Regions from separate parts of the Homo sapiens genome. Here region 2 is linked to region 1. Evidence: read pairs that join two places in POLR2A ChIA-PET (ENCODE). Cell type or tissue: PC-9. All regions are shown on one strand.

Evidence for each region. Peaks named below come from ENCODE experiments on the same cell type or tissue, not always from the same donor. Only the 100,000 strongest peaks of a DNase experiment are listed, where the experiment ranks them.
Region 2: POLR2A ChIA-PET joins it to region 1 with 6 read pairs; 4 of 35 experiments call an interaction of 5 or more read pairs at or near these places.

The regions. Positions count from the first base shown.
Region 1 is chr21:15,663,250-15,671,249 of GRCh38, reverse strand. No RefSeq gene overlaps it. Among named protein-coding and RNA genes, the nearest start is that of USP25, 63 kb to the left of the region's middle. In PC-9, no CTCF peak of the experiment used is centred here; a DNase peak (open chromatin) is centred at 4,039; H3K27ac peaks cover 905 bases.
Region 2 is chr21:15,600,998-15,608,997 of GRCh38, reverse strand. All of the region lies in intron 1 of LOC105369302 (a long non-coding RNA gene), which reads left to right. Among named protein-coding and RNA genes, the nearest start is that of USP25, 120 kb to the left of the region's middle. In PC-9, no CTCF peak of the experiment used is centred here; a DNase peak (open chromatin) is centred at 4,367; H3K27ac peaks cover 996 bases.

The DNA.
Region 1 (8,000 bases):
TCTTATTACTATTGTATTTAGATTTCTTCTTAGAGTTCTCAGAAATAATTCTGCATTACTTATACTTTTACCCTTTACAATTTCAATCATATAAAAATATTTAGGAAGGCATTAATTTCTTATAAACAATTTTTTGCACTTTTTAAAGTCAAAATAGTTGGAGTTGTTTAATACAGCAATGTGTAAAATTCAAAGCTTAACTTCAAAAAGATTTACTAAGCATTGGCATATAAACATAATTCCTATAGTTATTTACCTACTTGTTACTTGCCGCTATTTGTTGATAAATTCTTAGGTATGATTTTACCACAATCACTACATTCAACAGTAGATTAGCTGAAGTAATCACATAAAAACCATACCCAGCTGAACTTAAGAAGGCATATCTAACCGTTTGACATATGTAGAATAAGACATATATAAAACATCCTAAGAATCGCAAATTTTAATACCAATACTCTTTAAAAACTCATGGCTGTTTTAACCATTTGCCGTTTACTGATAAATTTTGATACACAGTCGACATGAGATTTTATTATTATCTAAATTTATAGTGGCAGTAGCTGTATGCTGACCGAACATTCAATGAAATATTCCACTATTTCACACATTATTACCCTTGATTAATATGGCAGCCAAACTCAGAATTTTTGTGAAAAACAACAGAATTTGTTTTGACATTATTTTCATATGAATCAAAATTTCTGGTAAAGAAACCATAACAAGTCAATGTTAAAATGCTAAATGATTGAAGTGCAGTAAAATATATATGCAAGACCGGGCATGGTGGCTCATGCCTGCAATCCCAGAACTTTGGGAGGCCGAGGTGGGCAGATCACCTGAGGTCAGGAGTTCGAGACCAGCCTGGGCACATGGCAAAACCCCGTCTCTACTAAAAGTACAAAACTTAGCCAGGCGTGGTGGCATGCGCCTGTAATCCCAGCTACTTGGTAGCTGAGGCACGAGAACCACTTGAACCCAGGAGGCGGAGGTTGTAGTGAGCCAAGATTGTGCCACTGCACTCCAGCCTGGGTGACAGGGCGAGACTCCATCTCAAAAAGAAAAACAAAAAATAAATAAATAAAAAAAAAACGTATACAGCAAGAGATGCAAAGTCATGTGCCATTGTGAATAAGCAAGTCCTTTTCAATATTAGGCAGAACATCAGGCTGTTAGAGACCAAGAGTGGTGGGATTGGTAATATCATCCACAGGGTTAATATTCAGGTAGTATACACAAATTAGGAAAAGGCAGGGCTAATATTCGGGTAGTATACACAAGGTTTCGTCTGTGCCAGTTGTTAAAGAGTGAAGTACATGTTAACACCTTGTTCATCTCAGCCCCTTCCCTGTATCAGCAGACCTCTAGAGCCCTTTTCCCAACAGTCTGGTCTGTGCTCATTTTAATAGGTCATTGTTTATGCCATACCAGTTGTAAAATATTTTTGTATCATCTCTGGATCAAAGTGTTAATAGCATTTTTAGGTTAGTATACTTTATACTATTTTTTCCAACAAAATGTTCTCACTGTTAGTAAGCACATAACAATGCAACTTCAGGATCGTAATTGATTTAGTTGATTTCTTGTATTTTTGACAGTTCCTCTGTATTACTGATATACACCTCTGAAAGGTGTGGGGAGGTAGGTGTCAAGCACCGTCCTCAAACCCTTACCCTCAACAATGCTAACCTAATTCCCTATAATCAGGAGTAGTGGGAGGTGCCCCAAAGCATTTTAACACCCATCTCACAAACAGATTGCAGTTGGGCAATCCTGCCCTTTATATAAACAGTTACTGATTCTTACTTTGGAAAGAGCTTGGCTGCGTTTGAGATAACATCACCAGCTTCTCAGTTCACAGCAGGAACTCCTCCTACTCCTTTGGTCTGACAGGGACAGCAGAAGCTTCAATTCTTCTACCACTTCTCATAATCCACAAAAACCTGTCAAAATCCACTCTCTTCTCCCATCTCACCACTCCCTGATCATATCCCACTAGCCACTTTGGTGTTTTTTTGTTTTTTTTTTTTTTGAGATGGAGTTTCGCTCTTGTTGCCCAGGCTGGAATGCAATGGCAATGGCATGATCTCGGCACAACACAACCTCCGCCTCCCGGGTTCAAGCGATTCTCCTGCCTCAGCCTCCCGAGTAGCTGGGATTACAGGCATGCGCTACTACGCCCAGCTAATTTTGTGTTTTTAGTAGAGACAAGGTTTCTCAGTGTTGGTCAGGCTGGTCTTGAACTCCTGACCTCAGGTGATCCACCCGCCTCAGTCTCCCAAAGTGCTGGGATTACAGGCGTGAGCCACTGCACCCAGCTGCCACTTTGGGTTTTTAAGATAGGACAATTTAAATAAATGAGAAAAAAATGAGGGAAAAGTTAAGGAAGATGTACTTAGTGACTGTTAACCAAAATTAAATTCTTTATTTAGTATACATCTGCCTATGCCCATTACCTGATTCAAATTCACATGAACATCCCTGTGTCTGGGTCCCTTAATACTGACATCTCTTAATTATGACCACATAAGGAACAACTTCTTTCCCAATATGAAAATTTCATGATTCTAAACAAATATAGGTTTTCCCCAAAACAATGAATAAAGGAATCCCTGTATTCTCTGTGTTGGTCATGACATAATTTCATAGTAGATTAGCATTACAGTACTTTTTTTGGGCAATAGTCAAATCTGCTTGCTTTCCCTAAATACATAAAGACTACTTGCAAATACAGTCTGTTCATAACTTGGGGGAGGTTGGCGGTGGAGAGTGATGGCAAAAAATGAGCCCAGATAGTTAAGTACAATAAATGACGTGAGTACTGATGCAGTGTTGACTATGGTATGAGTGCCTTCTGTGGCCAACTAGATTTTCAATGCTGTCACTAATAGTAGTAATAGAGACTACAAATCATTTACCAAGAATGTCTGGGCTAATGTCTAAATAGAGAATATATTTCTGAATAGACATATAGAATACAGTAATGTCTGAATAGAGAAGTCAGAGAGGAGACCGCTAAGCTTGGGAAAATACAGAATTATTTTTGAAAAGGATCGGAATATATTTTGGGGAGAAAAAGTGAGCAATTGGGAAACAGAGATGGAGATGCCACTAGAAGGGCATCGGCTATTGGGGATGAGTGGCACCGATAGCTACGAGATCTGTTGTTGAGCTAGTATGTGTGAGTGGAACAGTCTAGCAGGCTAGCATTCCATAGGCCTGAGATTCCAGAACAGTAGCAGCTAATCCCCATTCAGTCCACTTGAAATGTCATCCCTGCTTAATCCACAATCTATTCTCAAATGCTTTCCATCAACATTTGACGTAAGAAGCTATAAATTATCCATGGATATTCAAGTTTGTATTCACGTACAGTATTTGCCGATTTCTTCAAGATAGCTCCTTAAATCTGAGTTTAATTTAGTACCAGTGTATCAATAACACAATGCAAAGCATGATGGGCTGTGGTCCAGAGGTGAAGTCTGAAAGGTCATTTGAGGAGTAGCGTTATTAATGTCAGTATACTTATGAAGGAAATAAATGATTCTCTAATTATATCTTACTGGTGTAATAATTCACAACCAAATTGGCATGCTTTTAAAAATCACATTATCTGAGCCAGAGTTATTTATATGCATGTGTGTGTGTATTTGTGTGTGTGTGTGTGTGTGTGTGTGTGTAGTGTTTCAAAATCCAGAAGAAAATAAATGTGTTATTCTAGTTCTAGTTTATTGGCATTAAAACAAAGGTATCATTTCTATGTATTTAAGATAAAGTTCTGTACTTCAAATGTACAGGGTTTCACTTTTATTTTATTTATTTTATTCACTTTAGCATCTGAGGTTTATTTCAAAAATAATATTTGAAGTTAGAAAGAAAAAATCCAGATGATGAAAACATAGGGTAGCCTCATAACCAGACTATACAGAAATCATTAATGTTGGTGATCTATAGACATATTAATTCAACAAGTATTTCTAGATTCCTCTTGGATGGTTACACAATTTTGTTTTGTTAGAAGTTAAAACATGAGTAAAGAATTCCTTGTTACTGATTCATCTTTGAGTACCTTATACCACCAAATGAGAATTAAACAGATGTTTCACAATCTATAAAGAGATTTCACCAACAGTTGTAAAAATTTCAAAGTTTTATTTGCTTACTAAATAATCTCATCCAGTGAGCGAAACCAATACCAAACAAATACAAATGAAACTTATTCAATAACTAATCATGACAATCATTTTTCAGTTAAGCAATACTGATTACTTGTTCAGATTTTTAAGGGTTTTATTTTAGAGGCTAAATTACAATGGGTTTGGAAAATGAGAAGCTGGATTACATTTCTCCCACCTGTGGCAGATGTTTTAAAAATTCAAGAGTGAATATGATTTTAAAATTGTTTGAATGATTATATACTCAATAAATTTAAGATTAAGAATAAATAAGCCAGTTGGCATGGTGGCTTATGCCTGTAATCCCAGCATTTTGGAAGGCCGAGGAGAGACGATTGCTTGATGCCAGGAGTTCCGAATCAGCCTGGCCAACAGAGCAAGACCTCAATTCTACAGGAAATTGAAAAACTAGCTGGGCCTGGTGGCGCGTGCCTATAGTCCCAGTTCCTCCAGAGGCTAGAGTGGGAGGAGTGTTTGAACCCAGGAGTTTGAGGTTGCAGTTAGCTATGATCACCCCACTGCACTGCAGCCTAGGTGACAGAATAAGACACTGTTGCTAAAACAACAACAACAAAATGAGTCAATTAAGATATTCACTGAGGACAAACACTGTCTATAGCTCATGTATAGCTTTAGTTTTATTAATTATCAGAGAATTTGTGTTTATAAAATGGATTTTTAAACTAATAAATATAAGTGATATTTCATGATTTAAAAAGAAAATAAATCTATTTGAAATACAATCTGACTCTCCTGTATGTGTCAAGAATCTTTAATAGTCCTAGGATTTTGCTTAAAAAACATGCGGAGACGGTTGAGAACATTTTCTCCTTTCCTTCTTAATATGAATCACACTTTTAAAAACTTTATCTTCAACTATTTTTATTTTGATAACCTACCTACCATACCTCTATCTATGCTTGCCCTTTGGCTATTATTTCTAAATGCTTTAATTCTCTTAAAAAAGTTTTTACTTTTTCTTAAGGGTACTATTTATTGCTTTAAAAAATTCAAATATGATAGTTTGGAAGATGGAGTAATGAAAAAAATAAAGGCACTCAAAATGCCATCATCCAGAGTTACCTATTTAATTTTGATGTAGTCTTCATATATTTTTTCTAAGCTAAGATAATACTGTACAGTGGCCCAGGAGTTCAAGACCAGCCTGGCAATATAGGGAGATCCTGCCTTTACAAAAATAGATTAGCTAGGCATAGTAATGCACCCCTGTGGTCCCAGCTACTTGGGAGGCTGAAGTGGGAGGATTGATTGAGCCCAGGAGTTCAAGGTTTCTGTGAGCCACGACCATGCTACTGTACTGCATCCTGGACAACAGAGCGAAACCCTGTCTCCAAGAAAAACATTAATGTTGAATCTTTTTAAAAATTAACAAATAATAAGAACACTGTATAGCATTCCATAATTTCTGTCATTTAAAGCTATTATACAGTGAACATTTCCCCTATATCAGGAATTTTGATACCCAACTACCTCTTTGGGTAATGAATTTTAGGCAATCAATGTCTTTGATTCAATAAACCCATTGTTATTCCATTTTAGAATATAACTTTTTATATTTATTATAGAGGTAGATGCTGTTTTTTACTGGATGGTTGTCTCAGTCCATTTGGGCTACAATAACAAAGTACCATAAACTGAGTAGCTTGTAAACAACAGAAATGTATTCCTCACAGTTCTGGAGGTTGGGAAGTCTAAGATTAAGGTTCCAGCAAATTTAGTGTCTGGCGAGGGCCCACTTTCTGGTACTTCTAGATGTGTCCTCACATGGCAGAAGGAACTAACTAGCTCTCTGGAGTCCCTTTTATAAGGTCACGGATCCTTATCATAAGGGCGTCACTCTCATGACCTAATCATCACCCAAAGGCCCTACCTTCAAATACCATTACATTGGGGGTTAGGATTAACATATAAATTATGGGGGTACACCAACATTCAACCATGGTAATCGTCTTCCTTTGTTACGTTTTAACTAAATAGATCTGTTTCTTTTTTGTTTTGTTTTTTTGAGAAAGAGTCTTGCTCTGTCGTTCAGGCTGGAATGAAGTGGTGCAATCTCAGCTTACTGCAACCTCTGCCTCCTGGGCTCGAGTGATCCTTCCACTTCAGCTTCCCAAGTAGCTGGGACTACAGGATCATGCTACCATGATTGGCTAAGTTTTTTTGCTTGTTTTTTTTTTTTTTTTTTGGTAGAGATGAAGTCTCACTATATTGCCCAGGCTGGTCTCAAACTCCTGGGCTCATGCAATCCTCCTCCCTCAGCCTCCCAAAGTGTTGAGATTACAGGCGTGAGCCACTGCACTTGGCCTGAAGTTTTCTTTTTAGATGTTTGATAACCAAGAAACATACTGGCTTTACTTAGCAAATACATGTAGAAGCAGTGTAGTAGTAATAGGAGGATTTCAAAGCAAATTTGTGTTATTAAGTTACTGATTCTAGCACCTTATTTCAAGTTATTTTATTTTACTTTTATTTCAGAGATAGGGTCTCACTCTGTTACCCAGGCGGGAGTGCAGTGGTGCAATCATAACTATGTAATCACAGCAGTCTATGAAGAGATTCGTAACCTCAAACTCCTGGACTCAAGCAATCCTTCCATCTCAGCTTTCTAAGTAGCTAGGACTGCTGGCACACACCACCACTCCCAGCTAATTTCTTTTTAAAAATTTTTTTGTAGAGACGGGGGCCTCACTATGTTGCCTGGGCTAGTTTCAAACTCCTGGCCTCAAGTGATCCTCTTACCCTGGCATCCCAAAGGGCTTAGGATTATAGGCAGGAGCCACCAGGCCTGGCCTCATATGTAATTTTAGACATGGTACAACTTCAACCTGTAAATTTCCTCCTCTGTAAAATGGGAATAACACCATCTATTCGAATTTGTTTTTATGAAGAGTATGTAGCACTGTGACCATGAAAAGACTTTGTAAATAATAATGAATGTGGTTGACTGGTGCAAATATCCAACTTGCTGGCTTTCTGAAAGTGGGCCTTTCTGTATTGCAAAGGCTTGAAGACCAAACTACGATACCCAGGCTCTCATTCATCTATCATTATGTATTTAAAATAAGTTCAATTTTTTGAACTTATTGTGGATGCCAATGTGGATGCCAGAGCTTAGGAATCCAGAAAGGAGCCAGAGACCATCTCTTGGTTGCTCGATGTTGTGTTCTGCTAGCAGGCGGAGCTGAGAAGTAGAGTTCGTGCGTAGCAGAAAAACTCATCCGTAAGTTTCAAAGGTGTCAGGAAGAAATTGTCCTGAGGAGGCAGCTGGTCTCATGGGGTAAGTGCTCCATTCCTGAGGGAGTTACTCTGGCAGTTGCTTTTTAATCCTTGCGGCACAGCAGTGGAAGCATTTTTTCCTTTTCTTTAAACTCTAGAGCTTCATCAGCTATCCTTGATTCTCCATCTTCCTGAATCTAGCAAAGGTCAGACCTGGAGGCCCAGCCCTGCCTTCAGGTCTCCAGTTCTTCCAAGGATTTTACACAATTTATAATTATTGATCTGATTTCTTTCCTGCTTAAAATACCTAAGTGATTTCCAGTTCCTGAACCAAACTCTAATACTGTCAACTGTAAAGCATACCACAATACCAGTGATCCAATGATTGACTGAGTATTTCCATTTTCATTTGAGTCTTTCAGTTTATGGATCCATTCATAAGCTAAGTTCTAAAATTGTGATTCTGAAGTATTCCATGATTTTCTCTCACATGATTCATAAAAGTCTCCTTTATTTTTAATTACTTATTAATTATATAGCAAACTTCCTCCCTCCTCTTTACCCATATTTGAACTCCCAGCTTTTCTG
Region 2 (8,000 bases), 62 kb after region 1:
ATACCATTACATTGGCAATTCAATCTCTAAATAAGTTTTGGAGGGGGACAAACATTCAATCTATAGCACACTATTGTTCTGTCTTTTAACATTTTAATTGTGAATTTTATATGATTTTATTTTTTCTCCTTTCCTAGATCATCAGTTATACTTTTTTAAAGGTAGTTTCCCTGAAGTTTGCCATATGCATTTATAACTAATTCAAATCTACTTTAATAAGACTATACCATTTATTATGGGTAGTATGTATAGTACCTTATAATAACAAAATAATCTTAATTCTTTCCTCCTATCCTTTGTCTGATTGCTGTATTTCATTTAATTTATACATGAGCATAAATAAGCACATGTATACACACATACATATTATTGTTATTATCTTAAAAACTGTTATCCTTTAGATCAATTAAGAATGAAAAAATTAAAAATTTTAATTTTACTTTCATTTATTCCTTTTCCTATGCTTTTCCTTTATGTAGATCTGAGTTTCTGACCTATATATTTTTTCTTCTTGCTAAAAAAACCTCTTAACATTTCTTGCTACATACGTCTATTGGAAACACATTCCTTCAATTTTTGTTTGTCTGAGAAAGTTTTTATTTCTCATTCACTTTTGAAGATAATTTCACGGAGTTCTAGTTCGGTTGCTTTTTTTCCCCCTGAACATGTTAAATATTTCACTCTACTCTTTTTTTTCTTGCATGGTTTCTGAGGAGAAGGTGGATGTAATTCTTATCTTTCCTTCTCTGTGGGTAAGGTTTTCTGTTCTTTTGGCTTCTTCTGGGATTTTTTCTTTATCTTTGATTTTTCTATAGTTTTAAAATGATATACCTAAGTGTACTTTTTGGCGGGGGGGGGTGTATTTATCTTCCTTAGTGTTCTCAGAGCTTCCTGGATTGGTGGGTTTAGTGTCTGATATTAATTTGGGGAAATTTTCAGTCATTATTATTTCAAATACTTATTCTGTCCCTTTCTCTCTTTCTTATTCTTCTGGTATTTGCATTACACACATGTTACACCTTTTGTAGTTTTCCTAGCCCTTGGATATTCTGTTCTGTTCCTGTCAGTTTTTCTTTTCTTTGATTTTCTGTTTTGGAGGTTTCTATTGAGATATCCACAGGCTCAAAGATTTTTCTACGGCCAATTTTAGTCTACTAATAAGCCCATCAAATACATTCTTCAATTCTGTTATAGTATGATTGATCACTGATATTTCTTTTTGGTCTTTTTTTGGAATTTCCATCTCTCTGATTACATCATCTGTCTGTCCCTGCATACTATTTACTTTATCCATTAGATCCCTTAGCACATTATTTATTGTTGTTTAAAATCATTGATCTGATAATTCTAACATCCTGGCCATATCTGAGTCTGGTTCTAATACTTCCTCTGTCCCTTCAAATTATGCTTTTTGTCTTTTAGGACAGCTTGTAATTTTTTTCTTGATAGCTGGACACGATGGATAGAGTTAAAGAAACTACTGTGAACAGGACTTTAGTAACATGGTGGAAAGATGTGAAAGGAGGAGAAGTGTCCTATGGTCTCATGAATAGGTGTCAGTGTTTATTGAGCTTTTACCTGGACTGTGAACTTCACAAGGGCTTTTCAGTCCCCTTCCCTTTCTCATGAGGCACGATGGCTGGACTGGGCTGGAGTTGGGTTTCTCTTTCCCTATCTGGAAGCCAGAGGGGACTGGGATTGGGTATTTCTCTTTTACCAGGACACGCAGACTCTGAGAAAACCACATTAAGTTAGGCTCTGGTTAAATAGCTTCTCCTGAGGGCAACCTTGTTAAGTAGAACAGAATGCTCTGGTGTATTTCAAGGTGAGATCTTTTCCCCTCCCTGTGCTGGAAGAATGAGATTTTTCTTCACTGTTCACTGAGAGAACCTGTTAGGACTCCAGGAGGCAAAACTCACAAAATTATGGGGACCCCACAATGATTGGGTTCCCCTAGAGATTTTATCTATCAGACTTGTCCATACTGAGCCTTCAGCAATCCATAAATTACAGTTCAGGTTTTCCTACTGGTTTCCAGGGAGATTTTTGCTCTGGTAAGCTGTGCTTCTCTGTAGTCACTTGTCCATCTCTCCAATTTTAGGATTAGCGATTTGCTCTGGGACCTCACTTTGCTTACAGACCTGACAAGAGTTGCTGATTTTTTCAGGCTGTTTAACTTTTTACTTGCTAGAATGGGGCGGCAACCTCTAAGATCCTCACCTGCTGTTAAATCAAAAACTAGACACCTCTGATGAGAGGTTTTTTTTTTTAAGTGAATTTTATTAAGTGATGTTTTAGGAGTAAGGAATTAGAAATATGTGTACAATTTAGTAACATTTGATACTCTCAAGCACCTTCAAATTTCTAATTACTTGAGAAGGGCAAGATCATATCACAAACCATACCTCCTTCGTTCTTCTTTCTAACTCCCCTTTTCATATTCTTCCAAAAGACCACACTACCCCCTCCCCTGGATGACCTACTCCATGGCAATCAGGGACAAAGAAAATACAGTGTAGGTTTCTCCTCTTACTAGTGCCATTGCTATCAAAGAATAGCACCAAAAATTCTGGGAAGTCTGTTTCCTTCACTTTGTTACTCCTTGGCATTTTATGTTTAAAGGCAAGACTTGCCAGGAGCCATGGCTCACACCTGTAATCCCAGCACTTTGGGAGGCTGACGCAGGCAGATCACTTGAGGTCAAAAGTTCAAAACCAGCCTGACCAACATGGTGAAACCTCGTCTCTACCAAAAAAAAAAACAATTATCTGGGCCTGTAGTCCCATCTACTCTTTTATTTATTTTATTTATGAATAAATAAGTTTTACTTACAAATTTTATTTTATTTATGAATAAATAAATTTTATTTTATTATAAATACATAAATTTTATTTATAAATACATAAATTTTATTTATAAATGTTATGTACATATAAATAATTTTATTTATAAATAAATTTATTTATTAATTTTATTTGTAAATTTATTTATAAATAAATTTATTTGTAAATTTTATTTGTAAATTTTATTTATTTATAAATGAATTTTATTTATAAGTTTTATTTATAAATTTTATTTATAAGTTTTATTTATGAAGTCTTTATTGTACTGTGGATTTGACAGAAAAAATTTAGAGGTGATACTATATTGTAGGATTCCAGAAGTTTTTTTCTTGAAGTTGTGATTTAGGAAAGGAGTTTCTAACCCCATTAGAGGAATTCAGGGTTTGTAAAATATTTTGGAGAAGTCCCTTCCTTTCCATACTCATATACCCAGAATATGTGCAGATAGTGTGTGACACTTGGGAATACTCAAATGTTAGTGTTTTTCAAACCTGTCAGGTGCTGTGGAGTTTGTGTGAACCAGTCTGACAGGACTTCATTGTCTGTTCTTTTAAACTTATAAAACCAATTCAGGAGGGATAAAGGAAGGGTAACTGGAGTTTAAACTGGAAAATCCTATAGCACCAGTTTATTAAAAAGATGATTTCTTTCTCTGTTTGACTCTACAATTCTGCCTAAGCCACAGGCAGTCCCCTAAAATCATCCATTTTGTACGGATATTAAGTTCCAGATGGAAGTTGGTCTGAAAACAGATGCAGGTCCTCTCAGGGTCTGGGCAAAAAGACATGATGCCCCAGGTCACATTCATAGACATTTTCCCTTGGACATAGCAACTCAAAGATTTCCCCCCCAAGATCTAACCTTGGGTTCAATGCAAAGTTATACATATTTAAGGCTGGCAACCTAGGGATCACATGTACCAGATTCAGGCTTGGGGTCCAAGTCTTTACTTTGGGTTTGAACAGTTATTTGGGGTAGTAGTGGAATAAGTTTACGCATTAGTATCTTCTCCTAGGGGAATGTAGGCAGAAATATTTACCTAGCAGTAGTACAAATTAAAAGAATTTTTTGGTTGATTTTTATCTGAACATAGAAAAAATTAAACCTGTTCTCTGTGATGCAGAACTTGGGGTAAAGGGATAGCCCACCATTCCCGCTGCCATGACCGTCACCAAAGTTCTTTCTTATTCCCTTTTCTGCCTACACTATTCATTTGGTATTTACCACATTTTTTTAATTATCATTTAACTTCTCAATCATTTGTTTCTTCATCTTTATCAGGAACGTGTGAAGAACAAGATTCACTTGGTATTCTATCTTGTGGTGAGAAAACCTCATTCTCCAAATGTCAAAACCAAGTAAACAAAGGTGCTTTAGTTACTTACACACTTACTAAACATAACACATAAACTGAAGCCCAGAGTTCAAAATTTTCCCACCCTTCATGAGGGCGTATATGACAGAAGCTTAGCAAAATGTCATCACTCAGTTTCTGGAATTAAAACAACTGAGCTGTTTGCCACACCCCACAGCTTGGCATGTAGTCAGGAATTCAGGAATGTCAGCCTCCACTCAAATTAAGATGATGCAAAACAATTGCATTAGATGGTGAGGAGGTCTGCCCTCTTCCTACTCAAAATGCCTGGGAAGCAGGAAATACAAGTTCAATTAAAACGGCCTTTCTGGAGCAGAAAAGTAATTGTCTCATGCCAGAGACAAGTGAATAAATATTATTGATGATTCTACAATCAAAGGAGACTTGGCTTTTGTTATTGTGACAGTCATTTGGCTGCCGCCTTGCAAATCAACACAAGTTAATAGATTGACGATGACTGAACAATTACAATGAAAAAAAACTTGCTTTTGATCCTTACTAGGGGGAAAAAAGAAGCCAAGACATGTTCAAGGTGGCAGCAGTTCAGAGTTCTCTAAGAGGCAAATACAAGTTATCTACATTAGAGGGCATTTTAGTCAATGGTGAAGATTATGCTGAGTATAAGGATAGCAACATCTAAGGATAAGGAACCTCAGTACCCACTTGTATTTTGAGCTGGCGTGGTGTCCTATTTGCAGGTAATTTCCCACCGTGATGATTCCTTTTGGAAGGCAGTATCTTATTTCCCACTGCAAAGGGCAAAGAGGATAAGGAACAGCCTGGCGGCCAAGCAGTTACGATGATTTAGTTCTCTCAACTGGATTTTCCACACATGGTTTGGAATCTTTACTTCGTGGTGCATACAAGAACGATAGCAATTCATTCTCAACAGCAGTGCCCACATCTGGGCCAGATGAGATGCTAAGAGATGCTGCTTCAGACAAGCCTTCTATTAATATAGTGAGCTCTTGATATCCTTAAAGTATACGTATTTAAGCTATCCACAGTATGTTTCTGTTACTTATTGCAAAACAACCTCTTAATTGATACAGAAAGCAAAGCAGATAGACACAAACTAAATATCCCTGGGAAAATATGGAGAAAATGGGATTGGTTGTCTGGTCTGAATGCATCTAGTTGAAGTTCCCTAATATTTTGGTTTTGGAATTCAGTAATCCATGACAAAGAGTTGTGAAAACTGCTAATTAAGTCATCCTGTGTACTGCTAATTATGTCATCCTGTGTGCCCTTGGGAACAAAGTTTGGGAGACAGCATTGTTGCCACCAAAGTATGGTAGCAAAAATGGAAGACCTGTATGGTGGCATGACTCTAGTAGAATTAGATGGTGTAAAGGGAGGGAATTTTAAACCCAAATATCTAAATTCAAGAACCAGAAATCAGATCTATAGGTGGTTTTCGCCCACCTTCCATGAAGCATCTCCTACCTTCAAAAGCAGATTTCTTTTTCTTGTCTGAGAGTTCTTTCTCCATTGCTTGAGGATTATTTTGTTGCCGCCTCACCATAGTGATTTCCTTAAAGAAACAGTCCATTACCCACACGTCTCTCTTATCCCTACTTTGTCCACACCTGTCACTAGAGTTTGGTGTCAGTATAGCAAAGGGAATAAACTACAAATTAAAAACTTGCAAGTTTGGTTGATGTCATATACATAAAAAGAGTCAAAGACTTGCTAATTTAAGTTGGAAAAAATCTGGAGGGTGTGTGTAAGAACAGATTTTAGGGTGCTCATAGAAGGGCGAAACATTTTTAGATCACTAATACCAGTTGCTAAGATAAAATTCTCCTGCCATACTGTGAACACTGGTACTTATATAACTTCGTTAAAACCTTCCCAAGTGTGTTTTGAAGAAACTAATACAGTTAATCATCATCTCCAAGTGACTATATAAAGACATTTGAAAAATTATAAGTTTAATGTATTATGCAATTTTGGATATTTTATCAACTGTTCTTTTTTTGTTTCCTCTATCTCCTTCCCTTAGCTGCCTACACTTTTTTCTTTTCCATGACAACTATTTGTGATATAGTCAGTCTGATTAGATTATGAGAAAAGATTAAGAAATTCTTAAATGTACCTTTTAGAATTTTCCATTTGATTGTCTAAAACTGAACTCTTTTCTCCTACTTACAAGAAGCTGAGAATGAAAATGTCAAAATTAGTCTTCATATACTCATCAAACACTTATCTTCTAGACTTTTCCATTACTAACTCACTTTTCTTTTGTAACAAATTATTTTTGTTTCTTCCCAACTAGTTGTTGCCCTGAGCAATGGCCGTAACACTCATGCCTTTCGTAAATTGCCCTTAATCATAATTCTCTGGCAACTGTTTTATAAAAATCAGTAGTATTTTTTCCTATAGATGTAAATAATAGTTGTTTAAATAGTTTTGTGTCAATAGTTGCTTTCATGAAAGGAAAAAAAAATTGGCCTAAAATACACAAAGGGCCACAAGATGACATAACTATATTGGTTTTATTTACTCAGGGAGGAAAAGAATAAGCTTTCATGCTCTTTTAAGGATTAGAATGAAAGCAAAAGTAGGGTGAAACTATGGGAAGAAACCTCAGAGGGTCAAAAGAACATAACCTCCTGGAAAGTATTAAAACAGCTATACATAATAAATGGGTTATAAGTGGCTACTATCCATTTGGTTTTAAACAAAATGCAAAGGCAATATTAAAAATACTACTCTACATGTATGTTAGATGCATTCAGATATTTACATGGAATGTTACAAATAACCATTGGAAACTTATTCCTTCCTTGGAAGGTGTAAGAATTAGTCAGGGTTCTCCAGGGAAACACACACACACACACACACACACACACACACACACACAGACACACACACACACGAGAGAGAGAGAGAGAGAGAGAGAGAGAGAGAGATTGAGAGAGAGATTGAGAGAGAGAGATCTATTTTAAAGAATTGACTCAATTATTGGGACTGGCAAGCCTGAAATTCATGGGGCAGGCAGAAAAACTGGACTCAGATTTCAGATAAGAGTTGATATTGCATTCTTGAGTCTGAAGGGTGGAAACTCAGGGTGGAAACTCAGGCAGAATTTCCTTGTGACAATCTGGAGACAGAATTCTTCTACTTTGGGAAACCTCAGTCTCTACTCTCAAGGCCTTCAACTGATTGGATGAGGCCCACTCACATTATGGAGTGTAATCTGCTTTACTTAAAGCCAGCCAATTGTAGATGTTAATCACATCTAAAAAATACTGTGCAGCAATGTGTAGACTAGGGTTTTACCAACCAACTGGGCACCATAATCTAGTTAAGATGACACATAAAATTAATTACCATGGAAGGTTTGGAGGAAGAGTACATTTTGTTTATGATGTGGTTATATTTGCTTCCATTTTTTTTTTATTTCATGGTTATTCTCTGCTGATTTTACTAAAAATTTAAAATAATTTTGAATATCTTAGACACAGATTCCTGTTTAATATGTTGTACTATAAGACCTGGCTGTGGCAAATTTTACCACTGGATTTACTGGAGTACATTAAGTTCATTTTTTTCCTGCAAGTCAGCATCTGGTGGCTCAGGCTTTGCTTAGTCACTTAACAAAGTGGCCCACATGTAAAAACACTGTAAAGAAGAGGGTAGACAAGTGATAATTAAAATTACAGAAATAAAAATTGGGTCCCCCAAAATGAAAGAAGGAGGACATCTTGTTCTGACATATTGGGACTCAGAGAAATGAATTAAACAGGAAGATGTACCAAAACATTTTAAGTAGAGTA